Linked DNA regions of Homo sapiens: region 1 is linked to region 2. A link is an interaction called in ENCODE POLR2A ChIA-PET data of the cell type or tissue named here. Cell type or tissue: PC-3. All regions are shown on one strand. Each heading gives the region's core, and the rest is flanking DNA. Links, peaks and the distances in the headings are about the cores only. Region 1 holds the start of OR7G3 (olfactory receptor family 7 subfamily G member 3). Region 2 overlaps MUC16 (mucin 16, cell surface associated).

Region 1 (10,747 bases), core at 1,175-9,174, 73 kb before region 2:
GATATACATTAGGGATAGAGCAGGTAAAAAAAGTTCACCATATTGCTTTGAGGTTGTACATGCCACACAAAATCAAGACCCAAGATCAAAAACACCTTGAATCCAGAAGGAGAAGATACTGGATGGGTCATGATGGAACTGCCTTTGGTGCAACAGAGAAACAGAAAACTTGTGAATTCTCTTGTTCATATGTCTTGATTTTAGGCTGGGCATGGTGGCGAAACGGTGGCTATCCCAGCTACTTAGGATCCTGAGGTGGAAAGATCAAGTGTTTGAGACCAGCCTGGGCAACATAGTGAGTTCCCATTTTTGCACACACACAAAAATAGCTGGATGTGGTGGTGCATATCTGTAGTCCCAGTCAATTGGGCGGCTGAGGCAGGAGGATTCCTTGAGTCCAGGAATTCAAGGCTGCAGTGAGCTATGATGGCATCGCTGTACTCTTGCCTGGACGACAGAGCAAGACCCTGTCTCTAAAAAAAAAATAGAAAAGAAAAAAGAAAAGCTTAAGGGGAAAGCAGAGAACATTTACTATGAGTTTCCTCATATAGCTTCAGCTTTCCCTATCTTTCACTTTTTACCTATCATTTCCTACTTAGGATCTTAAAGACCTGTCTTCTTTCTGACACCCAGGCTTGAGTGTGGTGGCACGATCTCTGTTCACTGTAACCTCCACCTCCCAGGTTCAAGTGATTCTCCTGCCTCAGCCCCCCAAGTAGCTGGGATTACAGGCACCCACCACCACACCTGGCTAATTTTTGTATTTTTAGTAGAGACGGGGTTTCACCATGTTGGCCAGGCTGGTCTCAAACTCCTGACCTCAAATGATCTGCCTCTTCGGCCTCCCAAAGTGCTGGGATTACAGGCGTGAGCCACCACGCTTGGCCTTTTTTTTGAAAGAACTGTCTTCTTAAAGACCTGTTCTCCTTAATATTTACGTTGGAAGCCATTGTCTAATTCTTTCTCATTTTTCATACATAATAGCTTTTGCCTGTCAATGTAATTTCCAATCGTAATAGAATCATTCCTTAGTAAACTACATAAAATATCAAACGATGGAAGTATCATTCCTTTGATTATGAATGCAGACATTTTTCCCCTTGTCTTCCCAAGTTTAGGGTCAATATTTAAAGAGAAACCCACACAGGCCCCATTTTTTGTCACCATCACTGCACCATTTCATACCCTATCAACTTTAGGTTTTGTTCTTCATTTGTTTCAGACTGGGTTTGGGCTTTATCTGCATTTTGTCAACATTATGTCACCATTTCTTTTCCAAAAACTTACTGTACTAGGCCATTATTGTGTTGGTATAAAGAAATACCTGATGCCAGGTGCGGTGGCTCGTGCCTATAGTTCCAGCACTTTGGGAGGCCGAGGTGTGTGGATCACTTGAAGTCAGGAGTTTGAGACCAGCATGGCCAACATGGTGAAACCTCGTCTCTACTGAAAATATAAAAATTTGCCAGGTGTCGTGTGTGCCTGTAATCCTAGCTACTCTACTCAGGAGGCTGAGGCAGGAGAATCGCTTGAACCTGGGAGGCGGAGGTTGCAGTGAGCTGAGATCACGCCACTGCACTCCAGCCAGGGCGCAGAGTGAGACTTGGTTTGAAAAAAAAAAAAAAAAAAAAAAGCAATTTCTGACTCAGAGAAAGCTGGGATTCTGTCTAAGGAGGATTCCACCAGCTCCCTAGGGGTCCGATCCTAGGATCCAAGAATGAGATACCCTCGGGATAAGAGGAAATGTGGTTGGAAGAGAATGACATACAGCTTGTCCCTTGGGGTCAGAAAGTCAACCATCCAGGAATTCCCCCTTTGTGCTCACGTCTGACCTGTGCTCATTAAGGATTTGAGCTGCCTTAGGGGAAGAAATGACAGTACTGTACACATCTAGCTAATGAGCAGCTTTGAAAATTGAGCTCCTAGGGGCCACAGAGACTGCAAATAATCTACCGGTGACCACTCCACTCAACAGCCCCGCTCATGTTAGGAAACATCACACCTGAGTCTTGCTCCAGAGATGATCCCTCTTGCCCAAGAGTGGGTTGCCTTACTTGGTTCATCTGCCCTTCTTGGGGATAGATCTTCCATTTCATCTTACAATTCTCCAAGAAAAAAAATGGAGAATTCCTTACTGATGCCTTCAAGGTAATCTGAAATGCTCCCAATAAATGCTGTGAGAAACTGAACAAGTTTTTTATTTTATTTTTTCTCCCATCTTATCTGGAGGACAACCATAAAGTAAGAGACAATTCAGCAGAATTGTTATAAGTGAGATTCCAAACTAATCGGTGACCCTTTTCATGATATATTTACTTCCCCTGTTTTCTTACAATTTATAATCAGATTTCATTATTTTCAGCTCTCATTCTGTCTTCTAAATCCTAGGGACTCCTTCCCTACCTAAGTATGAATTAGTCCCTTCAAAAAGGAATCTGGCCAAGTGCGGTGGCTCACGCATGTAGTCCCAGCACTTTGGGAACCAAGGCGGATCAATCACCTGAGGTCAGGAGTTCAAGACCAGCCTGGCCAACATGGTGAAACCCCATCTCTACTAAAAATACAAAAATTTAGCCGGGCATGGTGGCATGCACCTGTAATCCCAGCTACTCAGGAGGCTGAGGCAGGAGAATCGCTTGAACCCGGGAGGCAGAGGTTGCAGTGAGCTGAGATGGCACCACTGCATTCCAGCCTGGTGACAGAGCAAGACTCTGTCTCATAAAACAAACAAATAAACAAAAGGAATCTACAGTTCTCTGGTTTTCCACATTCTTTTTTTTATTTTTTGAGAAGGAGTCTCGCTCTGTCACCAGGCTGGAGTGCAGTGGCTCCATCTCAGTTCACTGCAACCTCCGCCTCCTGGGTTCCAGCGATTCTCCTGCCTCAGCCTTTTGAGTAGCTGGGATTACAGGCGCCCACCACCATGCCTGGCTAACTTTTGTATTTTTAGTAGAGATGGGGTTTCACCAAGTTGGCCAGGATGGTCTTGATCTCTTGACCTCGTGATCCGCCCACTTTGGCCTCCCAAAGTGCTGGAATTACAGACATGAGCCACCATGCCTGGCCCCATGGTTTTCCTCATTCTTTTGACTGCAGATGGGGCTTTGATGAGATGTGTCTGGCTTTTCAATCTTCACCATGTCTGTTGCCAGATTTCACCCTTAAATAACTTGACTCTTGTCCCCATCTCTTGACAGTGAGAAACTCCAGAAGAGGAAGTTGAGACCCACTCACTTACATTTCCAGTCTTTCGGTTTCTCTTTTAAAACCCCAAAACAGGCCAGATGTGGTGGTTCATGCCTGTAATCCTAGCACTTTGGGCTTACAGGCATGGGCAACATAGCAACATAGCCTGGGCAACATAGCAAGAGCTCATCTCTGCAAAAAAAAAAAATTTTTTTTAATTTTAAAAATAGATTTAAAATACTAAATATAATAATAATAACAATAAAGTATAACACTTAAACATGAAGTCCTCTTGATTTGTTTTTATTCCTCTCCTTCCCTTCCTGGGGACCACCACTCTCTGAAATTGGTGGGCATTCACTATGCTTAGTTTAACACTATTATTACATGTAATAATAGTGCCATAATTTGTGTATCTATCCCCATACTGATGTTTGTTTAGCTTCTTTCTTTCTTACTTTATTTTGAGACAGGATCTCACTCTGTCACCCAGACTGGAGTACAGTGGCTCAATCACGGCTCACAACAACCTCGACCTCCTGAGCTCAGGTGATCCTCCTACCTCAGCCTCCTGAGTAGCTAGGACTATAGGTGCATGCCACCATGCCTGACTAGTTTTTGTATTTTTTGTAGAGATGGGGTTTCACCATGTTGCCCAGGCTGGTCTCTAACTCCTGGGCTGAAGTGATCTGCCTGCCTCTACCTCCCAAAATGCTAGGATTACAGGCGCGAGCCACTGCGCCTGGCTTTTTCTTTTTTCTTTTTCTTTTCTCTGAGACAGCATCTTGCTCTGTCACCCAGGCTAGATAGAGTACAGACACACAACCCAGGCTGGTCTCAAACTCCTGGGCTCAAGTGATCCTCCCACCTCGGCCTTCCAAAGTGCTGGGATTACAGGCTTGAGCCACTGTGTCAAGCCCAGTTCTTTCTTTTCTGTACCTTATTACACTAGGAGAACCCTCAGTGGGATTTTGAGCACATGCCTTCTTTGCTCAGCCCTAAGACATTCTTCTTCTTTTTTTTTTTTTTTTTTTTTTTGAGATGGAGTCTCACTCTATCACCCAAGCTGGAGTGAAGTGGCGTGATCTCAGCTCACTGCAACCTGCACCTCCCAGGTTCAAGCAATCCTCTTGCCTTAGTCTCCAAGTAGCTGGGATTACAGGCATGCATCACCACACCTGGCTAATTTTTAAATTTTTTTAGTAGAGACGGGGTTTCACCATGTCAGCCAGGCTGGTCTCAAACTCCTGACCTCAGGTCATCTGCCCGCCTCGGCCTCCCAAAGTGCTGGGATTACAGGTGTGAGCCACCGCACCCGGCCTGACATTATTCTTGGGATATCTTCCCTGCTTCTTCCTTTTGCACCCCATCTCACCCCCATGTCCCTGAGGCATCAAGCATTGTCCACAGCTAGAAACAAAAATGATAGGAAAGGTCATTGCAGGCCAGGCGTGGTGGCTCACGCCTGTAATCCCAGAACTTTGGGAGGCCAAGGTGGGCAGATCACCTGGGGTCAGGAGTTTGAGACCAGCCTGGTCAACATGGTGAAATCACGTCTCTACCAAAAATACAAAAAGTAGCTGGGCATGGTGGTGCACACCTATAATCCCAGCTACTCAGGAGGCTGAGGCAGGAGAATCGCTTGAACCCGGGAGGCAGAGGTTGCAGTGAGCCAAGATCGTGCCACTGCACTCCAGCCTGAGCCACAGAGCGAGACTCCATCTCAAAATAAATAAATAAAAGGTTATTGCAGGACCCCTGAGCACTGTGCTAGGATACACCTATCCTAACATCTATTCATTTTTCATCCCTGCAACACCCCATGCACATTTTTATACCAGTTCCCATCGGAGAAGTGAGAAACTTGAGTCTGCTCAGAGAGGTTCAGGGACCTTCTCATGTCACGGATCCATGTCACAATTGAGGCATACATGACGGAACTGACAACTGTCTGAGTCCAAGTTTTATGCACCAATGGTTGAAGCTTTTATAATCATTTGTCTTTCTCCAGTAAAAGCCAGCTCCCGGTTGGGGGCCTGAATTTTGTTTTTGTTTGTGTATTTGGTTTTTTGTTTGTTTGTTTGAGACAGAGTTTCGCTCTGTCGCCCAGGCTGGAGTGCAGTGGCAGGATCTCGGATCACTGCAAGCTCCACCTCCCGGGTTCACGCCATTCTCCTGCCTCAGCCTCCTGAGTAGCTGGGGCTACAGGCACCCACCACCACGTCCGGCTAATTTTTTGTATTTTTAGTAGAGACGGGGTTTCACCATGTTAGCCAGGATGGTTTTGATCTCCTGACCTCGTGAACCGCCTGCCTCAGCCTTCCAAAGTTCTGGGATTACAGGCTTGAGCCGCCGCGCCCAGCTTGTTTGTGTATTTGTTTTAAGAGGCAGAGTCTTGCTCTGTTGCCCAGGCTGGCATGCAGTGACCCTATGAAAGCTCACTGCAGCTTCCAACTCCTGGGTTCAAGTGATCCTCCCAACTCAGCCTCCCAAGTTGCTGGGACTACAGACACGTACCACCGTGCCTGGCTAATTTTTAATTTAATTTAATTTTTAAAAAATGTTTACTATAGATGGGTCTTGCTACTTTGTTCAGGCTGGTCTCAAACTCCTGGCCTCAAGCGACCCTTCTGCCTCAGCCTCCCAAAGTGCTGGGATTATAGGTGTGAGCCGCTGTGTCTGGCCAGGAACTCAATTTGTGAAGCAAAGGGCTGAGATGGGCTCACTGCACCATTCAACTGTTCACATGCTGTGATTCTATAATATGTTTGCCCCAACTCCTGAGTCATCATTACAGAATTTCCTTAACTTATGGGTTTATGAGAACAGCAGGCTGATGTTTTGACATTGCCGGCATACATCAATTCTTTACTTCCTGCTTTGGGGGCCCCAGAATCAATTTCTCAAGAATCTGGATAAGCCAGAAGGAACAGGAAAGGTTTGGCGCTGACTCACACAGGACTCCTCCAGGAATCAGTGCCAAGGCTCAGGGGTTGCCTGAACCAGGGGCTGCACCAGTAATAATAGGAAGAGTGGGTGCAGTGGCTCAAGCCTGTAATCCCAGCACTTTAGGAGGCTGAGGCGGGTGGATCACTTCAAGTCAGGAGTTCAAGACCAGCCTGGCCAACATGGTGAAACCCTATCTCTGTTAAAAGTATAAAAATCAGCCAGGTGTGTTGGCACACACCTGTAGTTCCAGCTACTTGGGAGGCTGAGGCAGGAGGATCACTCAAACCCTGGAGGAAGAGGTTGCAGTGAGCTGAGATCCCACCACTGCACTCCAGCCTGGGTAGCAGAGCGAGACTCCATCTCAAAAAAAAAAAGAAAAGAAAAAAATAATGGAAAGAGGGTCTGATGCATGGCTTACTGTTAAAATTTTCTTTATTAACATTATCTGTGATACAAATGAAAGACAGATGAAGGCAAATAAAAATAGTGGGAGGGGCTTATGCTGCTAGATAAAGAGGGCTTAATTTTTATTTTCACAAACTGTAATGAGAAAGGGAAATTGGTGGGTGAGAAAGACACTGATAGGGTACCTAGGAAGGAAGTAAAGAACAGGCTGGGCATGGGGGTTCATGCCTGTCATCCCAGCTATTTGGGAGGCTGAGAGAGGAGGATTGCTTGAGCCCAGGGGGATGAGGCTACAGTGAGCTATGATCATGCCACTGCACTCCAGCATGGATGACAGAGAGAGAGAGACCCTGCAAAGAAGAAAGAAGGAAAGAAAGAAGGAGGGAAGGAAGGGAGGAAGGAAGGAAGGAAGGAAAGAAAGAGAGAGAGAGAGAGAAAGGAAGGAAGGAAGGAAAAGAGAGAGAAAGAAAGAGAGGGGGGAAGGAGGGAAGGAAGGAAGGAGAAAAAGAGGAGGGAGAGAGGGAGGGAAGGAGGGAGGGAGAGAGAGAAAGAAAGAGAAAGAAAGGAAAGGAAGAAAGAAAGAAAAAGGAGAAAGAAAGAAAGAAGGAAAGAGAAAAGAAAGAAAGAGAAAGAGAAAAAGAAAGAGGAGGGAGAGAGGGAGGGAGGGAAAGAAAAAGAAAGTAAGAAGAAAGAAAGAAAGAGAAAGAAAGAAAGACGGAGGGAGAGAGAGAAAGAAAGAAAGAGAGAGAAAGAGAAAGAGAGAGAGGGAGAGAGAGAAAGAAAGAAAGAAAGAAAGAAAGAAAAAGAAAGGAAGGAAGGAAGGAAGAAAGAAAGAAAGAAGGAAGGAAGGAAGGAAAAAAGGTCTATAACTTATAACTGGTTTGGTTTTGATAATATTGACAAGATCAAGACTCATCAACAACATGAAAGCAGGAAACTTCTCAGACACTCCAGAATTCTTTCTCTTGGGATTGTCAGGGGATCCGGAGCTGCAGCCCATCCTCTTCATGCTGTTCCTGTCCATGTACCTGGCCACAATGCTGGGGAACCTGCTCATCATCCTGGCCGTCAACTCTGACTCCCACCTCCACACCCCCATGTACTTCCTCCTCTCTATCCTGTCCTTGGTCGACATCTGTTTCACCTCCACCACGATGCCCAAGATGCTGGTGAACATCCAGGCACAGGCTCAATCCATCAATTACACAGGCTGCCTCACCCAAATCTGCTTTGTCCTGGTTTTTGTTGGATTGGAAAATGGAATTCTGGTCATGATGGCCTATGATCGATTTGTGGCCATCTGTCACCCACTGAGGTACAATGTCATCATGAACCCCAAACTCTGTGGGCTGCTGCTTCTGCTGTCCTTCATCGTTAGTGTCCTGGATGCTCTGCTGCACACGTTGATGGTGCTACAGCTGACCTTCTGCATAGACCTGGAAATTCCCCACTTTTTCTGTGAACTAGCTCATATTCTCAAGCTCGCCTGTTCTGATGTCCTCATCAATAACATCCTGGTGTATTTGGTGACCAGCCTGTTAGGTGTTGTTCCTCTCTCTGGGATCATTTTCTCTTACACACGAATTGTCTCCTCTGTCATGAAAATTCCATCAGCTGGTGGAAAGTATAAAGCTTTTTCCATCTGCGGGTCACATTTAATCGTTGTTTCCTTGTTTTATGGAACAGGGTTTGGGGTGTACCTTAGTTCTGGGGCTACCCACTCCTCCAGGAAGGGTGCAATAGCATCAGTGATGTATACCGTGGTCACCCCCATGCTGAACCCACTCATTTACAGCCTGAGAAACAAGGACATGTTGAAGGCTTTGAGGAAACTAATATCTAGGATACCATCTTTCCATTGATGTCTCAGCTTCTTGGGCTTACACTGCTGGGATATGTCAGGGAGAAAGAAGTAATGAGAAGTCTTGAAAGCCTGACTAATGTCTTTGGGGTTTTCTGTTTTTGTTTTTGTTTTTGTTTGTTTGTTTGTTTTTTGAGATGGAGTCTCGCTCTGTTGACCAGACTGGAGTGTAGTGACGCAATCTTGGCTCACTGCAACCTCCGCCTCCTGGGTTCAAGCGATTCTCCTGCTTCAGCCTCCGGAGTAGCTGGGATTACAGGCACGTGCCACCAAGCCCAGCTAATTTTTCTATTTTTAATAGAGACGGGGTTTCACCACATTGGCCAGGATGGTCTCGAACTCCTGACCTCAGGTGATCTGCCCGTCTCAGCCTCCCAAAGTGCTGGGATTACAGGCATGAGCCACTGTGCCCCACCTGACCAATGTCTTTGAATACATGAGACCAGAGATCAGATGGTTCAGGGTGATAGTTTTGGAATCGGACCACGTGGACTTGAGTTCTTTTTGGATTGATTGACTGACTAATTGATTTTTGAGACAGTCTCTCACTTTGTTGCCCAGGCTGGAGTGCAGTGGTGTGATCACAGCTCACTGCTGCCTCGAATTCCTGGGCTAAAGCGATCCTCTGGACTCAGCCTGACGAGTAGCTGAGACTGCAGGTGCATGCCACCACACCTGGCTTTTTTTAAATTTTTGTATCAATGCATAAGAGATGTACATTGTTTCAGGATGCATGTGATAGTGTAATACATTTGTATAATCTGCAAGGATTTGTTACTTTAGATATCCATCACCTTAAATATTTGTCTTATCTTTATGCTCCAACCATTCCAATTGTTCTCTTCTAGGTATTTTGAAATATACAATGGATTATTTTGAACTATAGTCACCCTACTGGTCTATCCAATACTAAGTCTTTTTTTAAAAAAAATTAAATTTAATTAAAAATTTAAAAACTTATTTATTTATTTATTTATTTATTTATTTATTGAGACAGAGTCTTGCTCTGTCGCCCAGTCTAGAGTGCAGTGGCTCAATTTCGGCTTACTGCAACCTCCACCTCTGGGGCTCAAGCGATTCTCCTGCCTCAGCCTCCTGAATAGCTGGGATTACAGGCGCCTGCTACTGTGCCTGGCTCATTTTTGTATTTTTAGTAGAGACAGAGTTTCACCATGTTGGCCAGGCGGGCCTTGAACTCCTGACCTCAGGTAATCTGCCCGCCTCAGCCTCCCAAAGTGCTGGGATTACAGGCATGAGCCACCATGCCCAGCTAGCTAATTTATTTTTAATTTAAAAATTAAGTAATTTATTTACAATTTAAAAATCAAGTAATTAATTTTTAATTTTAATATTAAATGATTAATTTCTTTTTTAGAGAGAGCCTTGCTCTGTTGCCGAGGTTGAACTACAGTGGTGTGATTATAACTCACTGCAGCCTCAAACTCCTGGCCTCAAACAATCCTTCTGCCTCAGCCTTCCAAAGTGCTGGGATTAAGCAGTGTGAGCCACTGTGCCCAGGTCGCCTATACTTTAAATCATTTCTAGATTACTTATATTACCTAGCATAATGTTAATCCTATGTAAATAGTTGTATTACTTAATATTGTATTTTTGTAATATTCTTATTTAATATTTTTAAAATTTTCTTTAATATTTTTAATATTTTTGATCCACAGTTGGTTGAGTCCATGAATGTGGTACTGGCAGATATGGAAGGCTGACTGTACTTGGTATATATATTGTTAAAATTGTCAGAATCAAAATGGAGTCACTTATTAAAAAAAAAAAAGGCTGGGTGTAGCGGCTATCAAAAAAGTCTGCACTTTGATAGGCTGAAGTGGGCGGATCACAAGGTCAGGAGTTCGAGACCAGCCTGGCCAACATGGTGAAACCCCATCTCTATGAAAAATACAAAAATTAGCCAGACGTTGTGGCGCATATCTGTAATCCCAGCTACTCAGGAGGCTGAGGCATGAGAATCGCTTGAACCTGGGAGGCGGAGGTTGCAGTGAGCCAAGATCGCACCACTGCATTCCAGCCTGGGCGACAGAGCAAGACTCCATCTCATGAAAAACAAACAAACAAACAAAAATGAAAAAAACAAAAACATCCTGACAAGTAAAGCTAGGGAAGGCCATGAAGAGATTTATTTCACTTGCATGCCTAATAACAAAAACTATCACAAGACTACAAAAACTATCACGAGACGACAAAAACTATCACGAGACGACAAAAACCACAACCTTGCACAAAAGGCTGTTGCAACCTTACACAAAAAATATTTCTGCAAGTACATCTGCCCAGCAACTGCCTGTCCAGCTTCAGACTGGCATCACCCTTGTTATT
Region 2 (10,747 bases), core at 1,575-9,574:
TCACCATTAGTCCTAGCAATGACTCTCCAAAATAGATGCTGTCAGACGTAACCCTAATTTACTAGAGAGGAAACAGGCAGAATTTGAGTGGCCTATCCAGGACCACACAGGATTTGAACCCAGGACTAATGATAGAGCCCACTGTGTTTCTCTAAAATTATAGCAACAGGCCAGGCGCCGTGGCTCACACCTGTAATCCCAGCGCTTTGGGAGGCCGAGGCGGGCAGATCAACTCAGGTTGGGAGTTCGAGACCAGCCTGGCCAACATGGCGAAACCCTATCTCTACTAAAAATACAAAAAAATTAGCTGGGTGTGGTGGTCAGTGCCTGTAATCCGAGCTCCTCGGGAGGCTGAAGCACGAGAATCACTTGAATCCACGAGGCAGAGGTTGGAGTGAGCGGAGATTTCCATCACTGCACTCCAGCTTGGGGCAACAGAGTGAGACTGTGTCTCTAAGTAAATAAATAAGAGCAACCAACTAGGGCCTCTCTGGCTTCCTGAAATTCAGGCTGGCTGGGCAGATTTAAAAAATGTAGGACGTGCTGATGTTGTGGAAATACAACTAAATGCAAGAATCTTCTCTCAACTCAGGAAACCTCTCCACAAAAGTAGAAGGGAAAGGAAAAAAATACCCCTTAATGTTATCACTGAATAAGCATTCATCCAGAGTGTGGTGCACGTCGTAGATAAGGCCTAGGACATTGCAAAGGCAGAAAGAAATCTTGCCCTTTTTCATTTATTTTATTTATTTATTTTTTTGAGACAGAGTCTCGCTCTGTCGCCCAAACTGGAGTGCAGTTCAGTGATCTCAGCTCACTGTAAGGTCCGCCTCCTGGGCTCAAGCGATTCTCCTGCCTCAGCCTCTTGAGTAGCTAGGATTACAGGCAAGAGACACCATACCCAGCTAATGTTTTGTTTTGTTTTTGAGAGAGTCTTGCTCAGTCGCCCAGGCTGGAGTGCAGTGGCACAATCTCGGCTCACTGCAAGTTCTGCCTCCCGGGTTCATGCCATTCTCAGGCCTCAGCCTCCCGAGTAGCTGGGACTACAGGCGCCCACCACCACGCCCGGCTAATTTTTTTGTATTTTTAGTAGAGATGGGGTTTCACCGTGTTAGCCAGGATGGTCTCGATCTCCTGACCTTGTGATCCACCCATCTCAGCCTCCCAAAGTGCTGGGATTACAGGCATGCGCCACTGCACCCGGCCTTGTTTTGTTTTTGAGACGGAGTCTCGCTTTGTCGCCCAGGCTGGATTGTAGTGGTGTGAACTTGGCTCACTGCAACCTTCCCCTCCCCGGTTCAAATGATCCTTCCACCTCAGCCTCCGGAGTAGCTGGGATTACAGGCGCCCGCCACCATGTCTGGCTAATTTTTTTTGGGATTACAGGCGCCCGCCACCATGTCTGGCTAATTTTTTTATTTTTAGTAGAGACGGGGTTTTGCCATGTTGGCCAGGCTGATCTCAAACTCCTGAACTCAAGCGATCCACCCACCTTGGCCTTCCAATATGCTGGGATTACAGGCATTTGAGCCACCATGCCCAGCCCTCATTTTTGTATTTTTAGTAGAAATGGGGTCTTACCATGGCTGGTCTCAGACTCCTAGCCTCAAGTGATCCGCCTGCCTCATCCTCCCTAAGTGCTGGGATTACAGATATGAGCCACCGTGTCCAGCCTGCCTCTCACCCTCTTTCTTTTTCTTTTTTTTTTTTTGAGACAGAGTCTTGCTCTGTCGCCCAGGCTGGAGTGCAGTGACGCAATCTCGGCTCACTGCAACCTCCGCCTCCCAGGTTCACACCATTCTCCTGCCTCAGCCTCCCGAGTAGCTGGGACTACAGGCGCCCACCATCTCACCCGGCTAATTTTTTGTATATTTAGTAGAGACGGGGTTTCAACGTGTTGCCAGGATGGTCTCGAGCTCCTGACCTTGTGATCTGCCCACCTCGGCCTCCCAAAGTGCTGGGATTACAGACATGAGCCATCGTGTCCAGCCTACATCTCACCCTTTTTCTATAGCCAAGCAGATAAACCTGTCACCTTCATGCCTCATGATAAATAATCATTAGTTCTCCAGTAACAGAACTTGACAGCACCGTTTATCAAACGCATAGTTCATCCTGGAGCCACCTAGTCATTGTGACGACGGTGTGAGCTAATTGGCTTTATCCAGGGGAAAAACACATCTTTCATCATGACAGGAGGGAGTTTTGCAATTTGGAGCAAGGCATCCACTGAAGTTATATTTTGACCCTTCCCCGAAACCAGAATACAGGAAGAATTAAGCCTCTTGTTTCTCGTTTTTCTTTGTCTTTACACAGACTAGTCCAGGATATAAAGTCAAAGGGGAGGTGCTTAAATATACAGCAGAGGGGAAAGAGTTGGGGTAATCTGCCTTGTTGTTGTCATTCAGGGGCAGCAAAGACATCATAGAATTAGATCTTGCAGGACAGGGGTGATAAACATCCTAGAGGGAGGACAGCTGGGACGTGACGCTTTTACCAACCCCACCCCTGGAGTGCTTGTAAAATGGCCACCCCATCCCTGCTGTGCTCCTAGAATCCTGTCCTACTGGGGATAAAACCCAAACCAGCCTAGGCAACATAGCAAGACCATGCCCCTACAAACAATACAAATATTAACGGCTGGGCACGGTGGCTCATGCCTGTAATCCCAGCACTTTGGGAGGCCGAGGCGGGCGGATCACCTGAGGTCAGGAGTTCGAGACCAGCCTGGCCAACATGGTGAAACCCCGTCTCTACTAAAAATACAAAAAATTAGCCAGGCATGGTGGCAGGCGCCTGTAATCCCAGCTACTCGGGAAGCGGAGGCAAGAGAATCGCTTGAACCCGGGAGGCGGAGGTTGCAGTGAGCCGAGATCACGCCATTGCACTCCAGCATGGACAACAAGAGCAAAACTCCATCTCCAAAAAAAAAAAAAATTAAAGCCTGGCACGGTGGTTCACACCTGTAATCCCAGCACTTTGGGAGGCTGAGGCGGGTGGACCACCTGAGGTCGAGAGTTCAAGACCAGCCTGACCAACAAGGAGAAACCCCGTCTCTACTAAAAATACAAAATTAGCTGGGCATGGTGGCACATGCCTGTAATCCCAGCTACTCAGGAGGCTGAGGCAGGAGAATCGCTTGAACCTGAGAGACGGAGGTTGCAGTGAGCCGAGATCGCATCGTTGCACTCCAGCCTGGGCAACAAGAGCAAAACTCTGTCTCAAAAAAAAAAAAAAAATTAGCCAGGCGTGATGGCACATGCCTGTAATCCCAGCTACTTGAGAGGCTGAGGCGGGAGGATGGCTTGACCCGGGAGGTGAAGATAGGCAGTGAGCTGAAACTGCACCACTGCACTCCAGCCCGGGAAACAGAGCCAGAACCTATCTCAAAAAAGAAACAACGAAACCCAAACTCCCCCTGTGGCCTGAAATCATCATATCCTGCTCTGTTGCCTCTTGTCTCTTCCTTCCTGCTACTCTGACCTCTGCTGCTTCCAAATCTTTTTAAGTGGTTTGGACCACAGGGCCTTTGCACTTGCTTTTTACTCTGTCTGGGTGTTCTCTCTGCAGCTCTTCTGAAGGTTGGTTCCTTCTCATCCTTCCAGGGATGACCAGGAAAATAATACTGGAAATAACCTGATGTAGAATCTTTAGAGCATTTAAATATCTGAATTACCTTGTTTGTGTAGTTATCATGTGTGCCGCACCAGACTGTATGTTTTTCATGAGAGTGGCAAGCTGCAAGGTGGTGAAGAGCACCCATCATTGTGGGTTCAAATCCCAGCTCAGCCATACGACTTGGGGGCCTCTCTGAACCTCTGTATCCTCCTCTATAAAATGGGAGATGTAGAAGGGTTTTTATTTATTTATTTATTTATTTATTTATTTATTTATTTATTTATTTCTGAGGCAGGGTCTTGCTGTGTCACCCAGGCTGGAATGCAGTGGCAAGGTGATCTCAGCTCACTGAAGCCTCAACCTCCTGGGTTCAAGCAATGCTCTCACCTCAGCCACCCAAGTAGCTGGAACCATAGAGGTGCATCACTATGCCTGACTAATTTTTTGATTTTTTTTTTCTTGCAGAGATAGGGTCTTGCTACATTGCTCAGCCTGGCCTCAAACTCTTGGGTTCAAGCGATTCTCCTGCCTCAGCCTCTCAAAGTGTTGGGGTTACAGGCGTGAGCCACCACATCAGGTTTGAAATGTTTCTAGAAGGACTAAATAAACAACTCCTAGAATACGTAGTGGGTACAGAATAGGGGCTATGTGTCTCCCAAAGTACTGGGATTACAGGCATGGGATACCATGTCTGGCCAGCAAACACTTAAATAGTCCCTATTCTGCGCCCACTACGTATTCTAGAAGTAGCAGCAGATAGAAGAGAGAGATGGAGCTGGGCATAGTGGCTCATGCCTGTAATCCCACCACTTTGGGAAGCCGAGGCAGGAGGATCACTTGAGGCCAGGAGTTCGAGACCAGCCGGGAAAACACAGTGAAATCATGTCTCTATCAAAAAATACAAAAATTAGCCAGGCATGATGGTGCACGCCTGTAATCCCAGCCAAAGTCCCAGCACTTTGAGAGCCTGAGGCGAGAGAATCGCTTGAGCCCAGGAGCTCGAGGCCAGCCTGGGCAATGCAGCAAGACCCTACCTCTACAAGAAAAAAAAATCAAAACTAGCCCTGGCAACATAGCTAGACCCCATCTCTACAAAAATTAAAGAACTAGCTAGGCATAGTGGCACACACCTGTGGTCTCAGCTACTCAGGAGGCTGAGGCAGAAAGATAGCTTCAGCCTGGGAGGTTGCGGCTGCAGTGAGCCGTGATCTGCCACTGCACTCCAGCCTGGGCAACAGTGTAAGACTCTGTCTTGCAATAAATAAATAAATAAATTGCTGTTTTTATTGTTATAGTAGTAATAGTAATAATAGGGCCGGGCGCGATGGCTCACACCTGTAATCACAGCACTTTGGGAGGCTGAGGCAGGTGGATCACGAGGTCAGGAGTTCGAGACCAGCCTGGCCAACATGGTGAAACCCCATCTGTACTAAAAATACAAAAATTAGTTGGGCATGGTGGGGCACGCCTGTAATCCCAGCTACTCGGGAGGCCGAGGCAGAAGAATTGCTTGAACCCGGGAGGTGGAGGTTGCAGTGAGCCGACATCACGCCATTGCACTCCGGTCTGGGTGACAGAGAGAGACTCCGTCTCAAAATAAATAAATAAATAAATAAATAAATAAATAATACCATAATCCTTAGCTTTTAGCACAGAATTCAGCCTCTATTAGATCACTAGATATTTATTGCATGGACAGACAGATAGATGGATGGCAAATTTTTGAGCAAAGAAAGGTAGTGTAAAGCCGCTTCCAAGCTTTGGGCATGACTTAGATCAAAACCAGAGAGGCTGGGCCAGGTGCAGGAGCTCATGCCTGTAATCCCAGCATTTTGGGAGACCGAGGTGGGCGGACCACCTGAGGTCAGTAGTTCGAGACCAGCCTGGCCATCATGGTGAAACGCCATCGCTACTTTAAAAAATAAATAAATAAAAATAAAAAAATAGCCTGGCATCATGGCGCGTGCCCGTAATCCCAGCTACCTGGGAGGCTGAGGCAGAAGAATCACTTGAGTCTGGGAGGCAGAGGTCGCAGTGAGCTGAGATCGGGCCACTACACTCCAGCCTGGGTGACAGAGCAAGCCTCCATCTCAAAAAAAAAAAAGAAAAAGAGAAAGAAAAAGAAAATCAGAGAGGCTGGCTGGGGATGGGGAAGCCGGGAGGGAGCTGTTCTGCCCACTTCGTCTCAGTTTATACTTCCAGCCTCCACATCTCCCGACTTCAGAACTCAAAAGTCAGATAAAACCGAGAAATGCTATTAGTAAACACAGTTGTGTTTGTCTGTGAGGAGTTACAATGTTGAAAATTGAGTTTAATTTTAAACCATCCTGGGTGACTTAGCTCTCAGCGCTGCCCCCTGGGGAGGGTGCAGTCCTTGGCTCAAAGCCAGAGAATTACCATAGTAAAGCCTGTATTTGTCCCAACTGACAGTTTTGATCCCCTTCCTTGTTTTTTTTTTTTTTTTTTGCTTGTTTGTTTGTTTGAGACTCACTCTGTCACCCAGGCTGGAGGGCAATGGCACGATCTCGGCTCACTGCCACCTAACTCTCGGGTTCAAGCAATTCTTCTGTTTCAGCCTCCTGAGTAGCTCGGACTACAGCCTCCCACCACCACACCTGGCTAATTTTTGTATTTTTAGTATAGATGGGGTTTCACCATATTGGTCTGGTTGATCTCCAACTCCTGACTTCAGATGATCCGCCCGCCTCGGCCTCCCAAAGTGCTGGGATTACAGGCGTGAGCCACCGCGCCAGGCCTCCCCTCCAATTTTTGAAGGAGGAAAAAAAAAGAAACGTTCCCTGCCAGGCATGCTCCCACCCTCATCCCCCAGCCCTCCACACTGTTTTATTGTTTGCCCCTAGGGCTGCCTCTGTGGTTTCGCAGGAGGAAAAGGACCCGAGGCGTCCTCTGCACGCTGAGCCTAGTGACAGATCCTGTTTGGTTAGGATTAAGGAGGGTGAGGACTGCTGAGCTCAAGTCTCAGCAAGGCCTGCCAGGAAGGCATTTATACACTGCAGGCCTGGGGCGCCTCAGGGTTCCAGGGTTAGTGGAGGTGGAAACAGAGAAGCTTGAGAGTAAATAGAGGGAGTTTGTAATCCCTCTCCCACTTCCCCGCCCTGGTTTCATCCCTCTCCCACCTCCCCGCCCTGGTTTCATCCCTCTCCCACCTCCCCGTCCTGGTTTCATCCCCCTCCCTCTCCCGCCCTGGTTGGGTGGAAGGGATGAGAAGCGGCAGACAGAAGAGAGAGAAGGAACTGGGGGCAGTGGCTCACACCTGTAATCCCAGCACTTTGGGAGGCGGAGGCGGGAGGATCACTTGCACCCAGGAGTTCGATACCAGCTTGGAAAACAGTGAAACCCCATCTCCATCAAAAAAAAGAACAAAACAAAAATTATCCAGGTGCGTGCCTATAATCGCAGCTACTTGAGAAGCTGAGGCAGAAGAATTGCTTGAACTCGGGAGGCAGCCGTTGCAGTGAGCCAAGGTCATGCCATTAGCCTCCAGACTGGGCAACAGAGTGAGACTCCAACTCAACAACCACCACCACAACAACAAAAAAGGAGACAGATGGAGAGAGAATCAGATGAGGGAAGAGTGAGGAGAAAGGGGAGAGAGACAAAGGAAGTGAGGAGGAGAAAGAAGGAAGAGGGAGGGGACTGTGAAGGGAAAGTAAATTTCGGGGTCCCCAGATTGTGTCCGGAATTGGTTCCTTCCGGTGGGTTCTTGGTCTTGCTGACTTCAAGAATGAAACCGCAGACCGTTGCAGTGAGTGTTACAGTTCTTAAAGATGGTGTGTCCCGAGTTCGTTCCTTCAGATGTTCAGATGTGTCCGGAGTTTCTTCCTTCCAGTGGGTTCCTGGTCTGGCTGACTTCAGGAGTGAAGCTGTAGACCTTCACAGTGAGTGTTAACAGCTCATAAAAGTAGTGTGGGCTCAAAGAGTGAGCAGCAGGAAGATTTATTATGAAGAACAAAAGAACAAAACTTCCACAATGTGGAAGGGGACATGAGCAGGTTGGCACTGCTGGTTCAGATGGCCAGCTTTTATTACCTTATTTGGCCCCAACCACTTCCTGCTGATTGGTCCATTTTACAGATCGCTGATTGGTCCATTTTACAGAGGGCTGATTGGTCCGTTTTTACAGAGCGCGGATAGGTATGTTTTTACAGAGGGCTGATTGGTGCGTTTACAAACCTTTAGCTAGACACAGAGCGCTGATTGGTGTGTTTTTACAGAGTCCTGATTGGTGCATTTACAAACCTTTAGCTAGACACAGAATGCTGATTGGTGCGTTTACAATCCTTTAGCTAAATAGAAAAGTTCTCCAAGTCCCCACCTGACCCAGAAGCCCAGCGGGCTTCACCTCTCAAAATCATTAAGCTAGAGCGAAAAGTCAAGCTGGGAACTGCTCAGGGCCAACCTGCCTCTCATTCTATTCAGAGTCCCTCCTGTGCTCACTTAGATACATTCATATCTGATTGGCTCCTTTGGAGAGGCTCATCAGAAACTCAAAAGAAGGCAACCTTTTGTCTCTTTATCTACCTATGACCTGGTTTTTGTTTTGAGATGGGATCTCATTGTGTCACCCGGGCTGGAGTGCAATGGCACAAATACAGCTCACTGCAGCCTCCACCTCCTAGGCTCAAGCGATCTTCCCATCTCAGCCTCCCGAGTAGCTGGAACTACAGGTGCACATCACCATGCTTGGCTAATACAAATTAAAAAAAAAAAATTAAGTTCCTCACCCATAGTACATAGCATTATGGCTACAACTGTGGTAGCCCCAGTAGCTGCATTGCAAGAGCTCACTAGCTGTGCATGGCTAGTGAATGATGTAAAACACACCCAAGGCTTAGGAAATGTCCAACGGTCCATTAAACAGTGACACTCTCTAGCGAGACTTCCAGGAGCTGCTTAGCCAATTAGTAGCTCCACGACGACCTTAGGCAGATTATTGTACTTCTCCTTACCTCTCTCAGGTTCCTCATCTGTGAAATGAGCTTAATAATAGTACTATCAAAATGTTGTTGTGAGGGCCTGGTGCAGTAGATAATGCCTGTAATCCCAGCACTTTGGGAGGCCAAGGCAGGTAGATCACTTGAGGTCAGGAGTTCGAGACCAGCCTGGCCAATATGGTGAAACCCCATCGCTACTAAAAATGCAAAAACGAGCTGGGCACGGTGCCAGGTGCCTGTAATCTCAGCACGTTGGGAGGTCGAGGCGGGCAGATCACTTGAGATCAGGAGTTTGAGACCAGCCTGGCCAACATGGTGAAACCCTGTCTCTACTTAAAACACAAAAACTAGCTGGGCATGGTAGTGCACTCCTGTAGTCCCAGCTACTCAGGGGGCTGAGGTAGGAGAATCGCTTGAACTCAGGAGTTAGTGGTTGCAGTGAACCAAGATCGCACCACTGTACTCCAGCCTGGGTGACAGAGTGAGACCCCGTTTGAAAAAAAAAAAAGTTGTTGTGAGAATTCTATGATTTAATATATTAAGAGTTTTTGGAAAGATGCCTGACATGGTAAATCCTTACTATCATTATACTAAGTTGTTAATATTTATATCATGTTATTAATATTATTATGTATTGTAAGTATATATGTGTGTGTGTATATATATATATAAATATATATATATATTTTTTTTTGAGACAGAGTCTCACTTTGTCGCCAAAGCTGGAGTGCAGTGGCACAATCTCGGCTCACTGCAACCTCCACCTACTGGGTTCAAGTAATTCTCTGCCTCAGCCTCCTGGGTAGCTGGGATTACAGGCACCTGCCACCATGTCCGGCTAATTTTTGTATTTTTAGTACAGATGGGGTTTCACCATCTTGGCCAGACGGGTCTTGAACTCCTAACCTCGTGATCCACCCACCTTGGCCTCCCAAGGTGCTGTGATTACAGGCGTAAGCCACCTCGCCCGACTTATTTATTTATTTATTTATTTCTGAGACAGCATCTCACTCTATTGCCCAGGCTGGATTACAGTGGTGCTATCTCTGCTCACTGCAACCTCTGCTTCCTGAGTTCAACTGATTCTCCTGCCTCAGCCTCCCGAGTAGTTGGCGCCTGCCACAACGCCCGGCTAATTTTTGTATTTTTAGTAGAGACAGGGGTTTCAACATGTTGTCCAGGCTGGCCTCGAACTCCTGACCTCAGGTGATCTGCTCACCTCGGCCTCCCAAGTGCTGGGATTACAGGCGTGAGCCACTGCACCTGGCTAAATGTCCCATTAGCTTTAATCCTCATTCAGTACAATTATGTGCTGTATAACAACATTTCAGTCAATGACAGACTGCATATATGACAGTGGTCCCAAGAGATTGTAATACTGTATTTTTACTGTCCTTTCTCTATGTTTAAATACATGTAGATACACAAACGCTTATCATTGGCCTGGTGCAGTGGCTCATATCCATAATCCCAGGACTTTGGGAGGCCAAGGTGAGAGGATCACTTGAGCCCAGGACTTCAAGACTAGCCTGGGCAACATAGTGAGACCCATCTCTAGTTGTAAATATATTTTAAGTTAAAATATAAATTTTAAGGCTGGGCGCAGTGGCTCACACCTATAATCCTAGCAATTTGGGAGGCTGAGGCGGGTGGATCACCTGAGATCAGGAGTTCGAGACCAGCCTGGCCAACGTGGTGAAACGCCATCTCTACTAAAAGTACAAAATTAGCCGGGTGAGGTGCCAGGTGCCTGTAATCCCAGCTACTGGGGAGACTGAGGCAGGAGAATCACTTGAACCTGGGGGCAGCAGTTGCAGTGAGCTGAGATTGTGCCACTTCACTGCAGCCTGGGCGAAAGAGCAAAACTCCATCTGGAAAAAAAAAATATATATATTTATATATATATATATATATATATATATATATATATATATATATATATATATGTAAAATCTAGAGGTCATACCCTACAGCCTGGGTGTGTAGTTGCTATACCATGTAGGTTTGTATAAGTACACTCTATGGTATTTGCACAATGACAAAATTGCCTAGTGATGCATTTCTCAGGATATATCCCCGTTGCTGAGTGAGGCATGACTTGTACCTAGAAGGTACACATTTTTTCAGTCCATGCTATATCTGGGCAAACTGAAGTTCAGAGAGGTTTTGTCAGT

What was found. Peaks named below come from ENCODE experiments on the same cell type or tissue, not always from the same donor. Only the 100,000 strongest peaks of a DNase experiment are listed, where the experiment ranks them.
Region 1: POLR2A ChIA-PET joins it to region 2 with 17 read pairs; 3 of 35 experiments call an interaction of 5 or more read pairs at or near these places.

The regions. Positions count from the first base shown.
Region 1 is chr19:9,123,667-9,134,413 of GRCh38, reverse strand. It overlaps OR7G3 (olfactory receptor family 7 subfamily G member 3), which reads left to right and starts at 7,464. Exons shown (of 1, transcript NM_001001958.1): 1 at 7,464-8,402. The coding sequence starts at 7,464. The coding sequence ends at 8,402. In PC-3, for the core only: no CTCF peak of the experiment used is centred there; a DNase peak (open chromatin) is centred at 6,043; H3K27ac peaks cover 513 bases.
Region 2 is chr19:9,050,835-9,061,581 of GRCh38, reverse strand. All of the region lies in intron 1 of MUC16 (mucin 16, cell surface associated), which reads left to right. Among named protein-coding and RNA genes, the nearest start is that of MUC16, 9.5 kb to the left of the region's middle. RefSeq lists an enhancer at 6,338-7,017. In PC-3, for the core only: no CTCF peak of the experiment used is centred there; DNase peaks (open chromatin) are centred at 6,001 and 6,591; H3K4me3 peaks cover 1,440 bases; H3K27ac peaks cover 2,383 bases.